Linked DNA regions of Mus musculus: region 1 is linked to region 2. A link is a loop called in an ENCODE intact Hi-C map of the cell type or tissue named here. Cell type or tissue: heart. All regions are shown on one strand. Each heading gives the region's core, and the rest is flanking DNA. Links, peaks and the distances in the headings are about the cores only.

Region 1 (5,395 bases), core at 271-5,270, 65 kb before region 2:
AATCAGTGCACGTGCGAGGGAGACAGGCATAAGTAGTGATGACTCATGTTAGTAAATTCAAAATAGCTTAAAACCGCCACTGAGTGAACTATGTATAAATATCCTCCTTTTACCTATGAAAATAATAAAAACTCAATATTATGGTTAAAGACAAAACCATGATAGAATCTTTAGAAATTTTTCTAAAAAAATATTATATGTATTAACCAATAAAAACTATTTTGGGAGATTAATATGTGAGGAAGGTTTAAGATCTGCATTTCACTAAATATATTTTATCAGACTCTTTCTGTTAAATACATATTACTAAATTAGATTACTTTCAAGTTCACCAAGGAAGTATATTTCTAATTGATTTACACACTGCAGGCCTTTTACCTAAACCTGTCTCTTTCTGAGGGTTATGGGTCGGTAAGTGTGTGTGGGTTGCCATACTTTCCTGTGTGTGCCTTTGTGCTCACAGAGACAGCAAGTCCTTTGTCATTCTGCCAGAGCTGGTTGAAATTCGCCTCTGGGATCAGAAGTTATTAGTGGAAAAGGATAGGGCAGATTGACACAGTGATTTTATAATTCTATTGTCCTGGGAAAGTAGGCTAATGAGGGTTGACTGATACAAATAAAAATGATCATGAAATGCTCCAGGCACCACACCTCTATAAATAGTGAGGAGAGGCAGCTCATAAAACCAGTGCTGCTGCCAAGGATACTGGCAGATAAGGTGATGTGGCTGGTTTAGGAGGGAGCAGGGCACAATCCTCCCCTGTGATATGTCCTTTTCATCTCCTTGACATAGAGACAATCTTCATTACATTTTGGAACAAAGGAGACTAATATATGATAAAACATTTTCTGATTTTGCTGTTATCCTGAATTAATCGATGTGTTAACATTTCTTATAGTTGCCTATAGAACGACCTTATAAAGTTGCTGTCTAGTAGAAGAAACTCTAAAAATGTCCCTTAGTTTGAGAGAGGCATTCCTTCACAAGTTATTTAAATGGGTAAGTTTATTTATAGGTTTATTTGAATGAGTAAGTTTATTTATGTTTATTTCCTTACTCATAAAGAAACCTTCAGACTGGGTAAAAAACTTATTTTAAAAAGATACACATTCTTTCCAAAATGGTAGAAAGGCAAGAATCTTGCAAATATGCCAATTCATTATTAATGAATTTTCTTAGGTTATCTTGACTCCATAATAGTAATTTCTTACCTTATTTGTACCCAGTTCTACTATATTTGTAAATATTTAGGTAAATCTGATATTACTATCAATGAATTTGAACAGTTTATGATTTTCTTTTCTGTTTATATTTGTAAAAATCATGAAACCATTAGCATGTTAGAATATTGCATGTTGGATAACCTGAATCTGGGTTGCAAGGCCATATGACTTCTATTTAGCTCCAAAATAAAACCAGTGGCAGCAGCACTGGTTTTATGAGCTGCCTCTCCTCACTATTTATAGAGGTGTGGTGCCTGGAGCATTTCATGATCATTTTTATTTGTATCTCTTATTTCCTTGATTTGATTGCTATGGTTTTACTTTTCCAAGAGGTACTTGCATATCTTTCATACTCAATTTGCAGCACACTCAATTCTTGCAGTTTGATTTCTTATAAGAATTTGGCACTGTGAATCTTGTAAGCAAAATACATTTTGTGTGAACACACATACTCTAGATACGAGAGGACAAATATGTGGAATAGCAATGGGAAAGAGAAAGGTTCAATGAATCAAAGGTCCAAGTTTGTGTTACTATAGGAACTTCACATAAGCGATTTTGAGCAAAAAAGTTCCATGGAAACCAATGACCTATTGATTGAACTGTGCTTGGGTAACTGACTCACTATCTAGAGAAATAGAAGATGTCCATGTAATACTACATAAAGCATTGTGTCTGTATGAATTTCATACTTCATTGGAGCAGGCAAAACTAGAAAACCAGTACACAGAAAGGTAAAATAGATTTTCAAACTAAAAGCATGAAATAACTTCAGAGACACTAAACAGTAACTACAGATACCTAATTGTATTCCTAAATTATTTCAGATTACTACTTCGTAAAAGTCTCTCATGTAAGCTCCTTTACTGTTAATAGACATGTAAAGAAAGATGAATATAAAATGTGCCTATTTGAAAGATATTTTGGAAGAAGATCTTTCTAATGTCTAAAATAAGTGCATTTGACACTCAACAATGTAAAGTAATTGCAATGTGATCTCCAGTAGTCTAGACTAACCTCAAGCTCACTATATGACTGAAGATGGTGAAAATCTGATCCACAAGCTTATGCTCCTATTGCAAGATCACCATCATGAGCCTCAACTCTCACTGACATCTTAGCACATGCAATTTAAAGGACAAAAAAAGTAAATAAATACTTAATTATGGCAGCAACCAGAAGTGTGAAAGGGTGTTAAATAAAAAGTGATACAATTTTTGCTAATCTTATAAAACTTTCAACTAAATAATATTGTCACACACCAAAATTAACCACAACAAAATTTATACAACACAAGGAACCTGTATTCATTAGAAATAGGTTTTTTGGAATGGAAACTGTAAGGCTTCACATTAAATTTTACTTTCATTATTGAAAATGGTTTATGCAATTAAAGACCACAAAACAAATTTAATTACAGATTTAGAACTGAAAATTACAATTAAATTCATATCTTCTTTAATTACTCATGTCTATTCTATTTTAAACTTTTTTATTGGCATAATTAAAAAGTTAAGTGTGAAGTACTGATGAAACATCAAACACTGACAATTCATGTCTTCACATCCTAAAGAAATATCATGGGAAATATTTTTGAATATATTCACTTAAATCTTGTTCATGATAGTACAGAAATATCTAGATCCATTTTTGGAGGAGAAAGTAGACACTTTGTGGAATATCAGACATGTAACTAAATTGGGTCAACTATACATACATAAACACATTGTCATTAGAATCATAGAGTTATAACAAATATCAATGTATAAATTGTTAGAATGATAAGTAATACATCATTAACAATGATAATTATATACTCAAAATAGTATACTGCTTTCAAGATCATAAAAATTTACCAGTATACGGTGTTTCTATAGGAGCCTGTTACTTAATAGACATGAAAGGACTGAATATATGAAATGTAATTAAAGACAGAATCAATACTAGCATTAATTGCTGAAGAGAGTATCCCTATTAGATCAATGAAATGTCCTAAATGATCTGAGAGATTTAACTAAATCAGACATTTCTATGGACCAGATGTCCAGACAAAACAAAGAGCTATAACTTCTATAATTTTTTGACATCTTCTAAAATCAGTTCTTTTATTATTTTAAGTTTATAATACAATTACATATTATCCTTCTTCTATTTCTTCATTGTAAGCTTTATATATATACCTCTCCTTGTTCCTTCTCCTATTCATGATCTTTTTATACTAATTATTGTTGTATGCATATATGTAGCAACATATACATATTCCTAAACACATAAATGCAACCTATTTAGTCTGTATTATGTTACATGTATATAAGCTGTGAAGGCTGACCACTTGGTATTAGTTATCCAGTTGATATGCTCTTTCCTGGGGAACACTACTCCTCCAGCTCTTCCCTATTTTCCTTCTTTATCTATTTCTCCACAGTAATTTTATATAAAGCATAAGATGAGAGAAGTATTTTGTCTGAGGCTCTAAAATTTCTTTGTAATTACTGCAAGCATTCAGAGACAATGAGAAATAATCTGTGGGTGCCAGAGGCTGCTGGTGAGAACAACCATTATGTACTTCTCAAGCACAAAAGCAGATGCTTATAGTGTGGAAAGCTCTACTAAACCTCCAGTATAGTTGAAAGTGTTGGTATTGGCGAATTACTAAGCATTCACATGTGTTTATTCATGTAGAGTCTCAGAAATCATCCCCAGAACTCTGCTGCAGAATATCAGCTTTCAGTTGAACCTTGCTTGAATTGTGAGTCAGACAATCCAAGTTCAATTCAACAATAAACATTTGCTAGATCCAAGAGATTGAAACCTTTCACTATGTCCAAGATTTGCTTTGCTTTACTTAAATATTCAGTTTGTAAAATGATGTTTACCTAAACAATAAATTTTGAACATGTGATTTATTGACTGACAAATTGAACTGAATGAGCAGATATGACCAGAGAGGCTTATATAGTCTCCCCTCTTATGGAATTCATGTAATATTAAACAATTACAGAATTCTATAGAAAGTATTTGGAGCTGCTACAGATAAATGTGTGAGGGAAAAATCATCTGCCTTTCTTAATAGTTTAGAAGTGGGGAGACTGAATGTCAATGGGGTTCAGTGTCTTACCACCCCCTCATAGGTACATAGTACTAAAATAAGATATACAGACCATGTCATGGAACCCAAAAAGCTCTACTTCTAAGATTGGTTCTATAATTAACTTAAGAAACTACATGATTTCATCATCTTTTAAGTTCAAAATATTTCTCACAAATATTATAAATTGTCAAATTGTAGTAACCTGTTATATTTAGTGAAGTAGATATTGACATAGGAGAAGGCCAAGCAATTGCAGAGGTTCCTGGATTTGTACTTGCAGGAATAGTCAGGCTGCATGCATTCCAGTTCAGTAAATAATTACCCTATACTGTTAGGTTTAGAATGTTATATCATTTTAATTTCTATGAATCAAAGAGATTTTACAATCAAAAGAGCACATTCAAAAACAACAATGGAAGCCTGTCCTGCTTAGTGCCCTAGACTTTGCTGCTGGCAGGCTCCAGGAGTTAAAACAATGTCTCCTGAAAACAGCCCCTGTTCCTAAGCTGCCATAGAGTCTTCACAGCAAACACCTCACAAATCATCAAGCAACTGATCCTTTCATTTCGTTAGAATTTAAAATTGTGAAAAACAGAATCTTTAACTCTCATTCTTCTTACGAAAAGGTTGACTGAACTCACTTAAGGTTTTTAGAAACAGTGTTAAATAGTATAATATTGAATACATTTATAATATTCCTCTCATAATATAGCTTTATAATTTTGATATCAACCTTGGAGCCCTGAAATTCAGAACAGACAGAAAAAAGATATTACCACATCATTCTTGGCACAATAGGCCAAGTGTCAGGAACCCCACGAGTAAAACCAACTAAGGTATAGCAAAGATATCAAGTATACTGTTTTTTATACAGTGAAGGCCAATAAAATCCAACCACCTAACAGCTAATATCACCGTCAATAAATATCTCAATTTACAAAGAACAGACAGAAAGTTTGAAGAGACAGGCATCCAGATAAAAGATAAACTCCAGGAGGCCAGATTACTTTTACACACCTAAAATAGTCCATCGCTAAAAGAACAGCAGCTCGGAATTTGAATCCTTTCTCTGAGTCATTT
Region 2 (5,395 bases), core at 294-5,293:
GAAGGACTGGTAATGTGGTAGATTTCTCTCCTGTAAGATGAAGTGAATGTTTACATGTTTTTATATTATTGTAAGACACTAAACAAATCAATATATATTAATAATAGGAACATATTTTTCATGAAAAATGTAAAAAGAAGATTTTATTCCAAGAAAATTGTACAAAGAAAATCAGAAGAGAACAAATGAATTTTTTTAATGTAAGCTATTCATACATAGGCACCCTTGTCCAAACCACATAACTGGACACATTGAAACAACATAGAGTATGCATCGATCATACTTTTTTCCTCTTTGCATTAACCATATCCTTTAATTAAAACTTCTGTCATCCATGAATAATAATAACACTAACTCAACAGAAACTTCATGCTGACTTGACTGCAACAAAATTAGAAATTTCACCTTCTTTATCTTGATTAATTAATAAACAAGTAAAAAGAACCAAGGTGATAATTGCTGTGTTTAAAAATTACATGACTATTCCCTAAAGGATGTTGTCTAGCATGACATTCTTCTAGATTTCTCTAAAGCCGGACTTGTATAAACAAATTGGATTAGAAAATTTCTATCCTTCTGGATTCACTGCAAGCATTGTAATATGAAGTTCTCATAAGTAATTCATTAATGAAAAGTATAATTATTTATCATCAAACATTTACTGAGTGCCTACCATGGAAAGAGTAATAAAGAAACTGATTCCATTTTTTGACACTTGCCCATGGACAGCTGCTATGTCTCATCTTTCCCTATTCCCACCAGATACACATCTAGACTGGTAAAAACCTACACATTCCTAACTCTGGATCTGTTAGTGAAAATCAAAAGCTCAGAAAACCATTTTGTGCAATAGGACCCTTATCTGAGCCAGCCTTTAGAAGGAATGCAAACCTCTAGCCAACCTTTGTTCCCAAACTATTCTGAACATGCTTGAGATGTCTTCCCTACTGTTCCAAGCAGCCTTTTTTATGCCAAGACTTTCCACACTCTACTGTCTACCTTATCAGTCTTGGTATCTGACCCAAATTGTAGGAAGATCATCAGTCTCAACTAACTGGGACCCCAGGGAGCTCAGCAACATACACGGACTGGTCTGAGGCTCCCAACATATAGATAGCAGAGGACTGCCTAGCCTCAGTGAGAGAAGAAGCACTGAATCCTCGAGAGACTTGAGACCCCAGGGAAAAGGAAGGGCCTGGGAGGACCCATCCTCCCTCATCCTTCCCTCCCACTCCTTCCCTCTCACCCCCTCCCTGTTATGGGGAAGAAAGAATGGGATGAGGAACTGTGGGGTGGGGGACTGATAGGAGGTCAATAGCTGGAATGTAAAAATATAATAAAGTAAGATAAAATAAAATAAACAATTAATTTTTAGCTTCAGGGCGACCAGAACAAGGATGGTTTTGAGAGGAAAGCTGCTGAAATTCAGACACAGCAATAGGGAGCTTCTCCAGTGGCTATGCTCCATACAACTGGGCTCATTGAAAAGATGTTGGCTTGACTGAAAATGTAGACTAGGGAAGCTGACAACATAAGAGGAAGAGCAAGAACCAGAAGACTTACTGAGGGATGATACCCATTGGCAAGATCTGGAAACCCAGGAAGTGAAGAAGCAGAAGCCTTCTGCAAAGGCTAGGCTTACAACAGGGGCTCAGTGTCAGGCACATGTGCCAAAAATCAAAGGATCCTTCTCTGTTCTTTACTCTTTCCTAATCACTTGCATACCTCATACTACCAAACATTAAAAACATTAAATTAAACATTAAGATATTCGTGTCTACATGACATAAGCCACAGGACTGGAAAAGATACAGTGAGTTTCTATGAAAGACAAACCTAACATGGTAATAATACATTTTTTAATAACATGCAGTACTTTTTAAATTGCAAATGGAATAAGATATGTCAACTGATAAGAACTTTTTTCACATAAACAAGTTGACAGGAACATGATAGTTGTAGATCAAATACAGTTTCACAGTTTAGTTAACTACTGGGTGCATGGATGTCTCATCTATATTCATTCTGTTTTGTTTTTCTATTTTAATTCAGATTAATTATTTTTAGTATTTATTTTTAATTTTTGATATTATTATAATTACATCATTTTCCCATTTATTTTTCTCTCTCTGAACTCTCCCAAGCACCCCCTATTCCTTATTCTTTCAAATTCATGGCCTCATTTTTCTTTAATTATTGTTACATACATAGTGTTGCATATAAATACACAACTATGCTCCATTTGTATTATGGTACTCAAATATATATGCTTTCAAGACTGACCAATGGGTATTATATAACCAGTTATGTGGGGGGCGGGGCTTTTTCCTTGGGAAGATTATTTCTCCTGCTCTCTCCATAGCTGTACTCTTCTGTTGTAGATTCCTCCATCCATGTTAACATGACTAGTCCTGTCATCCTTAAACTCATGTTTAAGCAATGATTTTATGATTTTTGTGGATGTATAGATTATAGCATTGCTAGGAGACATCATCTCATAGCACACTCCAGAGATCTAGCTCTTACAATCTTTCTGGTCCTTGTTCTGCAGTGATCCCTGAGTTTTTAGGTTAAGGAGTGTATCCATAAGGACTAGGCTCCACAACTCTTCATTTTTAATGTAATGAATAAAAAATATTTTGAAAGTAAGAACAATATTGTATAAAGCACAATATACATATAAAACCTTATAATTCAGAATTCATATTTTGAGGTCTTAAAATGATTTCTCTTCACAAGTACTGTAGTCTAGCCTCATGGCACCCAGATTCCCTGCCTTCACACAAAGAAAAGCCTCAAAGACACAATAACACATGGGTCTTATAAAGAACTTAACTATGTTATCTTTCTCCTAAATTAAATATTTCATAGCCAAAAGACTTCAAAACTAGCCAAGATGCATAAGACATACTTGTTTCTACTTCTTTGCTCAATTTCACATGCTAGCAAACCTGTGCATATCAGCATAGGAGGTGGGGCAGCAGTGGAGGCATTGGTCTGGATCTGGTTGCTACTCAGTTCTGTACTAGCACCCACCTGCTTCAAAGCAAGCCAGTCCAAGAGATAGTGAAGTAGGAGCGACAGATGCTCAGCATGCCAGTTTTGTGAGGTGCTAAAAATACCACACTGGCAATGATACTGCAGAGAATGAAAAGCTACACAGGAGCTGCTATTAGTGTCCACTGCTATGTCACACTGCTGCAAATGTGTGCCTTAGATAGACACACATAGGTTTATCTTTTCTGGAAAAAGCAGAGTTCCCTCCCTCATGTATATACTTTTTCAGTCTCACCATTAAGACCTGGGATGATGAGTGACGTTTCCATCTGTCTGTAAAGGTTCAGTGTTTAACACCATCTTGGAAATAAAAAATAAAGACAATTTCACGTTCTTATTCAACTGGAAATAGACAAGGTTATTTCATGTGGTGAGATCATGGTATAGCAATCTTGGGTGAGGCACCAGTTAGCTATCAGTTACCAGCTTAAGTTTAATGAGTGGGCCTGGGTAAGAGCTCTGATCAGGACTGGGGTAGGGACAAGTCTTAACAGGAGCATTAACACAGAATACCCAATTGTAGCCAATAGCATTAAAGGAGAGTCTGAGACAAGCTTTCTTTTTTATCAAGAACTTTAAAAGTAGCACAAGATAAAAGTAAAGGCAATAAACCTGTTGAAGCAGTGTTTCAGCGATTATTTATAGAACTAGGAGCTGGGGGGCCCCACAAGAGCAACAGAGCAAACAGTTGATGGACGACTTTGGTACTAAGACTTACCCTGAATCTCCTTGGAACATTCACTAAAATGAAGTACAATAAACCTTAAACGCAAACAACTCAAAACCCAGACAGAGGAAAAAAATGTTTGGTAAGAAAACTTCACAGGCTGTGACCTTCCTCTAAGATCACTCAAAGCATACACACTACAGCAGGAAATAAATGATAGACAGTACATTGGCAGGCAAGTCCCAGAGGTCTCAGCAATGTAATACCATGCAGTTTATAAAGGCATGGATATTTGTCACCACAGACTGCATGAAGGACACATACTGTGAAAACTTTATTAATGTGTTCCATTACTATGGAGTATGTGACTTGTTCGCCCACATCCATTATGTGGAGCTGCCTGGCATTCTTCACCTTGCTTAATAAAGGCTGCAGTCAACTATGCAAATACTTCGTTATTACAGTATGCACCTACATACTACAACTCCCTTATAAATTTTCTCCTACATTAAAACTGTTTAAGTGTAATCTCCACCTTTCCCATCATGGGAGTATCCTCATCTGGGAGGAATGAGGCATATGTTTACAAGAATTTAGGAGGAATCTTTCTACCCAAAGGCCCAGAGTATTCAGAAATAAGCATTGGGGGAGGGGTGCAGTTATATAATATGTATTGAGTATGTATTATCAGAGTCTAAACAATAAAGCTATTCTTGATCATAAGTGAATTTTTAACAATCTCATCACGATTTTAAAAGAGCTATTCCATTACACTCTTGAAAGCACATAAAAACCTTGACAACAAAAGTTCTCTAACAGTAAAACTGAGACAAATGATGGCAGTAAGTACTTTTGAAGAACTGTATTGAATCTTTGGTAACACAGTACATATTTTTTTTAAATAAATATATTTAAATTTATGGTAAATAACTAGAAATTCTATAAAACATTGTTAGTTTAATTGAAAATATCATAACACTAAGTCATTTATTTAGTTTGATTTGTGTGGTCATATTTCAAGAGATGATTTTAAGTTGCTTATACTATATGACCATTACAAAAGTATCTACAATAAATTTAAAAGAAATAGGAGAAATCAAATAGAAACAATACAATAAAATACAGATGCAACTAGGGCACAAAATTCACAAGAGAAAAGGATTACAACTTTTATTCTCAGCATTCTAGTAGCTAATCCCAAATGTCAAATCTAATCTGTATTTATACAATCTCTAATTCAGTGAACAGAAAATTTCCTATAAGTATCCTTTATCTTAATATTGAGGAAAAAAACCTTTTTGTTATATTATTCTGTTATCACTTTTTTATGAACTACATCATTTTTACCATGTTTAAAGCAATGTAAGTCAGCAATGGCTGGGGGTGGTGGTGCATGCCTTTAATCTCAGCACTTAGGAGGCAGAGGCAGGCAGATTTCTGAGTTCGAGGCTAGCCTGATCTACAGAGTGAGTTCCAGGACAGCCAGGGCTACACAGAGAAACCCTGTCTCAGGAAAAAAAAAAAAAAAGTCAGCAATGAGTTGTTTGGGGATCTTTCTAGTAATGTCGTTTAATGTGACCTAACTACATAATATGTAAATGAAGTTCATTAGAAGCTATTTCGTGTTTAACATTATAAAATCTTAGCACCATAGACTCTAACTCTCTGAAT

Evidence for each region. Peaks named below come from ENCODE experiments on the same cell type or tissue, not always from the same donor. Only the 100,000 strongest peaks of a DNase experiment are listed, where the experiment ranks them.
Region 1: it touches region 2 in a loop (2.9-fold over the local background); 2 of 42 quality-filtered maps call a loop at or near these places.

The regions. Positions count from the first base shown.
Region 1 is chr1:50,629,181-50,634,575 of GRCm38, forward strand. No RefSeq gene overlaps it. Among named protein-coding and RNA genes, the nearest start is that of Gm28321, 180 kb to the right of the region's middle. In heart, for the core only: no CTCF peak of the experiment used is centred there; no DNase peak of the experiment used is centred there.
Region 2 is chr1:50,694,033-50,699,427 of GRCm38, forward strand. No RefSeq gene overlaps it. Among named protein-coding and RNA genes, the nearest start is that of Gm28321, 120 kb to the right of the region's middle. In heart, for the core only: no CTCF peak of the experiment used is centred there; a DNase peak (open chromatin) is centred at 3,089.